Linked DNA regions of Homo sapiens: region 1 is linked to region 2. A link is a contact called in ENCODE POLR2A ChIA-PET data. All regions are on one chromosome and are shown on one strand. Each heading gives the region's core, a stretch centred on a gene start or an enhancer-like site at or near the end of the contact. The rest is flanking DNA. Distances are from core to core; before and after follow the strand shown. Region 1 holds the start of LINC01273 (long intergenic non-protein coding RNA 1273). Region 2 holds the start of DPM1 (dolichyl-phosphate mannosyltransferase subunit 1, catalytic).

Region 1 (3,848 bases), core at 591-3,090, 790 kb after region 2:
CTCAAACTCTCAACCTCATGTGATCCATCCACCTTGGCCTCCCAAAGTGCTGGGATTACAGGCGTGAGCCACCGCACCCGGCTTCTTTTTTTTTTTTTTTTTTAATTTTTTGAGACAGAGTCTCACTCTGTTGCCCAGGCTGGAATGCAGTGGTGCTATCTCTGCTCACTGCAACCTTCACCTCCCAGGTTCAAGCGATTCTCCTGACTCAGTCTCCTGAGTAGCTGGGATTACAGGCGCCTGCCACCACGCCTGGCTAATTTTTTTTGTATTTTTAATAGAGACAGTGTTACACCATTTTGGCCAGGCTGGTCTCGAACTCATGACCCCAGGTATTCCACCTGCCTCAGCTTCCCAAAGTGCTGGGATTACAAACATGAGCCACTGCACCCCGCCAAGGGTTGTAGTTCTTAAAGTCTTTCTTTATCAGGCATATAAGAATGAGACCCCTCTCTTCATGGTCTGCCTCTATTTGTGAAGGTTTTCTTAACATTAGTGACACCAGGCCAGGCGCGGTGGCTCACGTTTGTAATCCCAGCACTTTGGGAGGCTGAGGAGGGCGGATTACGAGGTCAGGAGATCGAGACCACGATGAAACCCCGTCTCTACTAAAAATGCAAAAAATTAGCTGGGCGTGGTGGCGGGTGCCTGCAGTCCCAGCTACTCCAAGAGGCTGAGGCAGGAGAATGGTGTGAAGCTGGGAGGCGGAGCTTGCAGTGAGCCGAGATCGCACCACTGCACTCCCTCCTGGGCAACAGAGCGAGACTCCATCTCAAAAAAAAAAAAAAAAAAAAAAAAAAAAACATTAGTGACACCATTTTGATTCTGACAACTGTCACACATTTTTTTATTGTGGTAAAATATTTAACAGAATATTTATATTTTTCACCATTATTAAGTGTACAATTCAGTGGCATTAAATGCATTCACACTAGGCACAGTGGCTCACACCTGTAATCCCAGCACTTTGGGAGGCCAAGGCGGGAGAATTACTTGAGCCCAAGTGTTCAAGACCAGCCTGGGCAACATAGCGATACCCCCATCTCTACAAAAAAATACAAGAAAAATCAGCCAGGCGTGGTGGCACGCACCTGTAGTCCCAGCTACTCGGGAGGCTGAGGTGGGAAAATCACTTGAGCACGGGAGGTCGAAGCTGCAGTGAGCTAGGATTGCACCACTGCAGTCCAGCCTGGGCAACAGAATAAGACCTTGTCACAAAAAACAAAGAAAAGAAAAAAAATTCACAATGCTGTATACTCGTCATAACTCTCTGTATCCAAAACTTTTCCATCATCCCCAACACAAACTCTGTCCTCATTCAACAATTCCCCCCTCTCTCCAGGTAATCTCTATTCTATTTTCCATCTCTCAGAATCTGCCCATCCCAGGTACCTCATACAACATTGTCCTTCTGTGTCTGGCTTCTTTCACTGAGCACAATGTTTTCCAGGTCCATAGGTGTTGTGGTCTGTGTTGGAATGTTCTTCCTGGGACAAAACAAGGCCTGTCTGACTCCAGGGCTGCCCCCGATCCCCCACGCCCACCTGCCTGTCCCCTCTGCAGGCCTCAGTGCTTCTGTCTGTAGGAAGGGAAGGGCTGGGCGGCCTGCTGGGCTGGTCACCTGCCACCTTGCCGTCAGCGCCTTCCCTCGCGTTAATCACTGTTCAGCCAGAAAACCGAAACCCCTGAACACCGCAACAGAGACTCTCCCACAGGGAACGGGTTACAGAGACGACGGTGGAGGCAGAGGCCGAACGGGATGGGGAGGACGCTCCGAGAAAGAAATCGCAGCCGCAGAGAGCCACTGCCACCTCTAAGCTGGAGGGGCTGGTAAGGTTGCTGTAGCCCAGGGCCTGCGTCACTCCGCAAAGCGGGAGGCACAGGGGCCTGTCCCGGGGCGCTCCCCGACCGGGGCCTCCCGTTGGCCAATAGGAACTCACCGGACGCGAGCCTGGGAAAGGCGCCGCAGGGTCAGCTCTGGGATACACAGAGCAGAGCTGCAGAGGGCGGAGCTTGGATCGGAAGGCAAAGAGCCCCCGCCCCCGCCCGACAGACCCTCCCTCCCTGGTCAACTCCTACCAGGCAGCCCCCACTGTGGCTCCAAGCCCTGGCTTCTCGGACCCAGCTTCCTTCTGTCCCGCTGGCCTAGGGTGGAGCGCCTCCAGCTGTGGCCAATGCTTCACCTGGCCTTTCTGCATCTCGGCTCGTCCGTCCTCTGTGTAAGCAATGCCTGTATTCCATCCCTTCTGTCTGAAATGCCTAGGGTGGTCTCCCTCTTCCAGACTGGCCCCCAATGAGACACCAGTGGTGCTGTCGTTTACAGAGTGGCCACAGTGCTACCACGGGAGGTTAGTGGATGGCTGAGTCATGAACCAGAAAGGAGGGCAGAAGTGAGGTGAGATGGGTCCCCAAGGCAGGGCCACTCCGTGGTAAGTGCAGGATCTCAAGGCAGACCCTGAGCTTTACAGAGACGTTGAGTGGCCACAATCAGGCCCCCAGCTCAGCCAGTGGACGGGCTCCATGTGGCACTGGGCCAAAGAAACCAGCCTCCACTGAGGGCCTCCTGTGTGCCCAGCTGTATTCCCACGTCAACCCCATCTCAGCTGGCAGGGCTCACCGTAATAGAGGACTGCAGACTGTGTGGTTTAATCAACAGAGATTGTTGTCAAGGTGTGAGCGGGGCTGGCTTCTCCCGCAGCCTCGCTCCGGGGCTTGTAGATGGCCGCCTTCTTGCTCTGGGCTCACATGGCCCTCCCTCTGTTTGTGTCTGTGTCCACATTTCCTCTTCCTATGAAGACAACGATTATATTGGATTAGGGTCCACCCTAATGACCTCATTTTTACTTAATTACCTTTTTTTTTTTTTCAAGAGGGAGCTTCACTCTGTGACCCAGGCTGGAGTGCAGTGGCGGGATCTCGGCTCACTGCAACTCCCGCCTCCCGGCTTCCAGCAATTCTCCTGCCTCAGCCTGCCGGGTAGCTAGGATTACAGATGTTCACCACCATGCCCAGCTAATTTTTGTATTTTTCCTAGAGATAGGGTTTCACCATGTTGGCCAGGCTGGTCTCGAATTCCTGACCTCAAGTAATCTGCCCACCTCCACCTCCCAAAGTGCTGGGATTACAGGCGTGAGCCGCTGTGCCTGGCCACTTAATTACCCCTTTAAAGGCCTTATTTCCAAATACAGTAACATTCTGAGGTACTGGGGGTTAGAATCTCAACATAATTATTTGGAGGAGGTCATCATTCAGCCTGTGACACCCCCCAGTTTCACAAGGTGGGCATTATCGGCCCTGTTTTCCAAATGAGGAAACTGAGGCCCAGAGAGTGGCTCACCCAAGGCCACCCAGAGCTGGGTCTCCTCAGGTCCAGGGCTCCCCACCCCCCACACCATGAGCAGGGCTGCTGCTCCACCTGCCAGCCCAGGGAATCTTCTGTCACTCTCTGTGACTGCCGCAGACCCTGGGAAACGGATTCCAATCCCTCTTCCTTTCGTTCCCTCTGCTGTGTGTAATAAGATGATGACCCACCATTTATTGGCCCTTTCCTATGTGTGAGGCTCTTCCACTAGCATTTCTCATGCATTCCATACACACACACGACACGGCTCCTCTGGCTCTGCTCAAGCCTCCTCAGAGATGCCCTCCTCACACACCCCACTTGTAACAATGCCTCCACCCACACCAGCACGCCTCCTGCTTTATTTTCGTTTGTAGTGTCATAAATACCTGAAATTAGGCTGGATACGGTGGTTCACGCCTGTAATCCCGCCACTGGGAGGCCGAGGTGGGTAAATTACTTGAGGCCAGGAGTTCGAGACTAGCCTGGGCGACATGGAAAAACCCCA
Region 2 (4,027 bases), core at 1-2,500:
TTCATAGTCCAGCAGATCAGTCACAGTGGGCCGTTCCCCGCAAGCTGCACAGTCGAGCCTGCGGCTCCGCAGCCGAATAGAGCGGAAATGCCCTCTCAGGGCATCAAAGAGCAACAAGCTGCCACTGTAAGAGGGGCCCAGACCCGCAGCGATTTTCAGCACTTCCAAGGCCTGCAGGCAGCCCAGGACCCCGGTAACGACACCGAGCACCCCGCCGTCCGCGCAGTTGGTCACTGTCTCCGCTGGGGGTGGTTGGGGGAATATGCAGCGATAGCAAGGGCCACCGTCATAATGGTAGACTGTGATTTGGCCCTCGAAGCGCAAGGCACTGGCAGACACGAGGGGCCGACCCGCCAGCACACATGCGTCATTAACCAGGTAGCGAGTGGGCACGTTGTCCGAGCAGTCAGCCACCACATCATATCGGCGGACCAGGTCTAGGGCAGTGGCTGGCGTAAGGGCCTGAGTGTACGGCACGCATTCCACTGCCGAATTGAGGCGGCGCAGCGAGGCGGCGGCCGAAAAGGCCTTGGCCTGGCCAGCCAGTGCCTCGCCATGCAGCACTTGGCGGGCCAGGTTGCTCATCTCTACCACGTCATAGTCCACAAGGCCAAGGCGGCCCACGCCGGCCGCTGCCAAGTACTGCGCTAGTGGACAGCCGAGCCCACCGCAGCCCACGATTAGCACGCACGCGGTCCCCAGGCGCAGCTGTCCGTGCACGCCCAGCTCGGGCAGCACTAGCTGCCGGCTATAGCGCAGAATCTCATCTCGGGACAGAGCGGCCTTCGGCGGCAGCGGCGACACCGGAACCAGCCGTTCTGGCTGCGGTTCCTGCTCAGCCAAAAGAGCCGACGCCAGCTTCTGCTTCAGCGAATTCAATTCCTCCTCACGTTGGGCAACTTCAGCTTGTAAGGCGAGTACCTCCTCCCGGGAAGCCATGGCGACCTCTTCCGGAAGTTGTCGTGAAAGGCATTTCCGCTTCCGTCTTCTGTCTCCTAGCGACTGGGATAAACTAAAAAACTTTATGGAGCTTGGGAAAAGGTGATGAATAGATATTTACTTCCTGAAGAAACCTTCAGATTAAACTTCAAAGATGTATAAATCCAGAATATTTCTAATTGAACCACGCAATGGCCCTAGAAGAACTAGCGATCAATCACACAGGTCATCCCCCGCTTCCGAATTTGGTACGGTCCGACCCGTCCTTTTCCGCGCCACATTACGTAATTCCGCTTCCGGCATCTGGCTCAGTTCCGCCATGGCCTCCTTGGAAGTCAGTCGTAGTCCTCGCAGGTCTCGGCGGGAGCTGGAAGTGCGCAGTCCACGACAGAACAAATATTCGGTGCTTTTACCTACCTACAACGAGCGCGAGAACCTGCCGCTCATCGTGTGGCTGCTGGTGAAAAGCTTCTCCGAGAGGTAGCGCACCAGGTCTCCCTCCCCGAAGAATGAGATGAGCTGGCTTCCCCGGCCCGGGTGTCGGCAGCTGGCTGCGCGAAGCGGCCCTGTCCAGCCTTCTTTGCCTCACACAGGAAGGCCCGGGGAGAGGGCCACCCTGCGAGGGAAGCAGAGGCGGATGCTTGTTGGGTTTTCTTCGTGTCCTGGGTTCTCATTCCTGCCCTTGGGTTTTGTGAGACTCTCATTTATCTTTATTATGTAGTACTCCCGTCCCCCGCCTTTCCGTAGAAAGGTTGGCCACTCTTTTACTTGGAAGCGAGGCTGAAAGCGTGATCCCACTCCTCCCTCTAGGCGGTCAGGATCTGCGGCAAGAGCCGGGAGTCCAAGCGAGAGCTCTCACTCTCCGCTCCGGTGCCGAGTGCTTACATAAGCATGAGGTTTGGTGTGTGTGGGTTAGGGAGCTATTGCTGGGCACGATAACCTTTCTGGAAAGGAGAAAGCAGAAGAGCATCTTCGCTGATCACTGGTGGATGTTTGGTGTGATTGTTAGAACCGGGATGGGGGGTGGGTGGAGTTCGAATTTGGAAGTGTTAATGCAGTGTTTTTAAAAACTGCAAAAAATCCTGGAGTCAGTACGAAGTAACTTGTTTTACGATTGCACAAATGGGATCATGCTGTGAAATCTTTGAAGACTTTTTCTCATATTAACATGTACAAACATAGCAAATTACTTTGGAAGTTAGGTAACATTCCATATGGCTGTGTTATTTATTTAATCAGGTCATGGCAATGAACTGGATTATTTCCAGCGCCTTTTGGTTGTTTCTGTTTTTTGGCTTTTGCTTTGTCGATGAGAACAAGGACTTTGTTCACACCATATTTTCCAGCTAAATTTAGAAAAGTGCTTGACACATAGCGGTGCTCCTTTATTGCATCAGTGTTGGCAGCAGACGCGTTCATACTTTTACTTGTGTACTAGGGATAAATTCTTCGAGGTAGGATTGCTGGGTCGACAGAAATGTGCTTAAAATGGACAGTTACTGCCAAATTGCTCTAAAGAAAAAAAAGGTTGTACAAGTTTGGACTCTCCATTCTTCAGAGTGCCTGTTTCCCTATCAACCAGCCCGCCTGAGCATTAGACTTAACATTGTTGGAAGTACTCATTTGTGAAAACCATTGCTGTTTTGATTGTATTTCCTTGAATAACTGCCTTCATATGCCTTGCCCCTCAGAGTTTTAAAATTTTTATTTTTCCTGTTTAATCTTTTAATTTTGATTTCTATAAGCTCTAAATTAAAGAAAGTAACTATCATACAACCGATCTCGTTCAGGGCTTGTATTCTAATTTTGCAATTTTTTTTTTTGCTGTTTTAATTTTTTTATGTAGTACAATTTATGTTTCCTTTTAATGGTTTGTGAATCAATCTTTTAAGATCAAAATGAAGTTTGATAAAGGAAACAAAACTTTTCAGATGCAATCAAATTACTTGAAGTCAGCCCAGCTTGGTACCTTTGAGCTGCCTCACCCTCAGGTGGTGTAGCTGCTTTGAAGTGGTAGGGGACAGTAATTTGCTTTTAACGACCCCATTTTGTTTATGGAATTTCTCTTTCAGCACGTCTATTAAAATCACCTTACATATTTTGGCATGTAAAGGCACCAGTGCCCAGATTTAAGGCACAGTGGGAAGCCAAAGTCATTGTTCTACTCTTGGAGAATAGATAACACAGGGGTTTGCTTTCTTGTCTTCAAAGTTTGCTGGGGCTGACTTGTTAAAGCCTTTAACAGTGGAATATGTTTTCTGGTTGATTTTCTTGTATTTGTTTCTTTTTTCTTTTTCTTTTTTTTTTTTTTCTTTTGGAGACGGAGTCTTGCTCTGTTGCCCAGGCTGGAGTGCGGTGGCGCCATCTTGGCTCACTGCAGGCCCCGCCTCCCGGGTTCTTTTTAGTAGAGACGGGGTTTCACTGTGTTAGCCAGGATGGTCTCGATATCCTGACCTCGTGATCCGCCTGCCTCGGCCTCCCAAAGTGCTGGGATTACAGGTGTGAGCCACCGCGCCCAGCCTCTTGTATTTGTTTCTTAAAGCAGGACCAAGAGAAAACGGAATGTTATGTCGTAGGTATTATTTATCCACCAAGTATTGTGTTGGTTTGTTTTTAGACTAGAAACTACCACCTGAGATTAATGGGAAGTAACAGATGTTAATTCTGAAGCACAGTGGAATCTTTTGTAATGCTACTCTGCTTTTGTTTTTTTAATTTGATAATGTGAGGTAATAGGCACAACTATTTGAAATTGTGGTTTAAGATAATGTCACCATTCTAAAATCGGTTTTTTTAAAGATGAAATTAAATCAGATTTATACTTGATTATTCTATTTGGATCAGATTAACAAGAATAATCACTGAGTTACTCAGTTTGGTTTGAGTTACCATGTAAAGTACTTTTGAAATATTTTATGTAACTAAGATTTGCTATTAAGGTTCAGAATATTATTTCCAAATAGGTAATAAAATTTCATATGGCTGGGCACGGAGGCTCATGCCTGTAATCCCAGCATTTTGGGAGGCTGAGGCGGGCAGATCACGAGGTCAGGAGATTGAGACCAGGCTGGCTAACACGGTGAAACCC

Evidence for each region. ChIA-PET counts read pairs that join two places held with the same protein, here RNA polymerase II (POLR2A).
Region 1: POLR2A ChIA-PET joins it to region 2 with 12 read pairs in IMR-90. The contact joins the promoter of LINC01273 here to the promoter of DPM1 in region 2. POLR2A ChIA-PET finds 5 or more read pairs at or near these places in 3 of 52 experiments (IMR-90, MCF 10A and WTC11).

Annotation. Positions count from the first base shown.
Region 1 is chr20:50,170,562-50,174,409 of GRCh38, reverse strand. LINC01273 (long intergenic non-protein coding RNA 1273) reads right to left here and starts at 1,840. Exons shown (of 3, transcript NR_109943.1): 1 at 1,622-1,840; 2 at 1,393-1,487. RefSeq lists an enhancer at 1,641-2,142.
Region 2 is chr20:50,955,755-50,959,781 of GRCh38, reverse strand. DPM1 (dolichyl-phosphate mannosyltransferase subunit 1, catalytic) reads left to right here and starts at 1,250. Exons shown (of 9, transcript NM_003859.3): 1 at 1,250-1,419. The coding sequence starts at 1,259. MOCS3 (molybdenum cofactor synthesis 3) reads right to left here and starts at 964. Exons shown (of 1, transcript NM_014484.5): 1 at 1-964. The coding sequence starts at 939. RefSeq lists enhancers at 181-791, 1,004-1,493.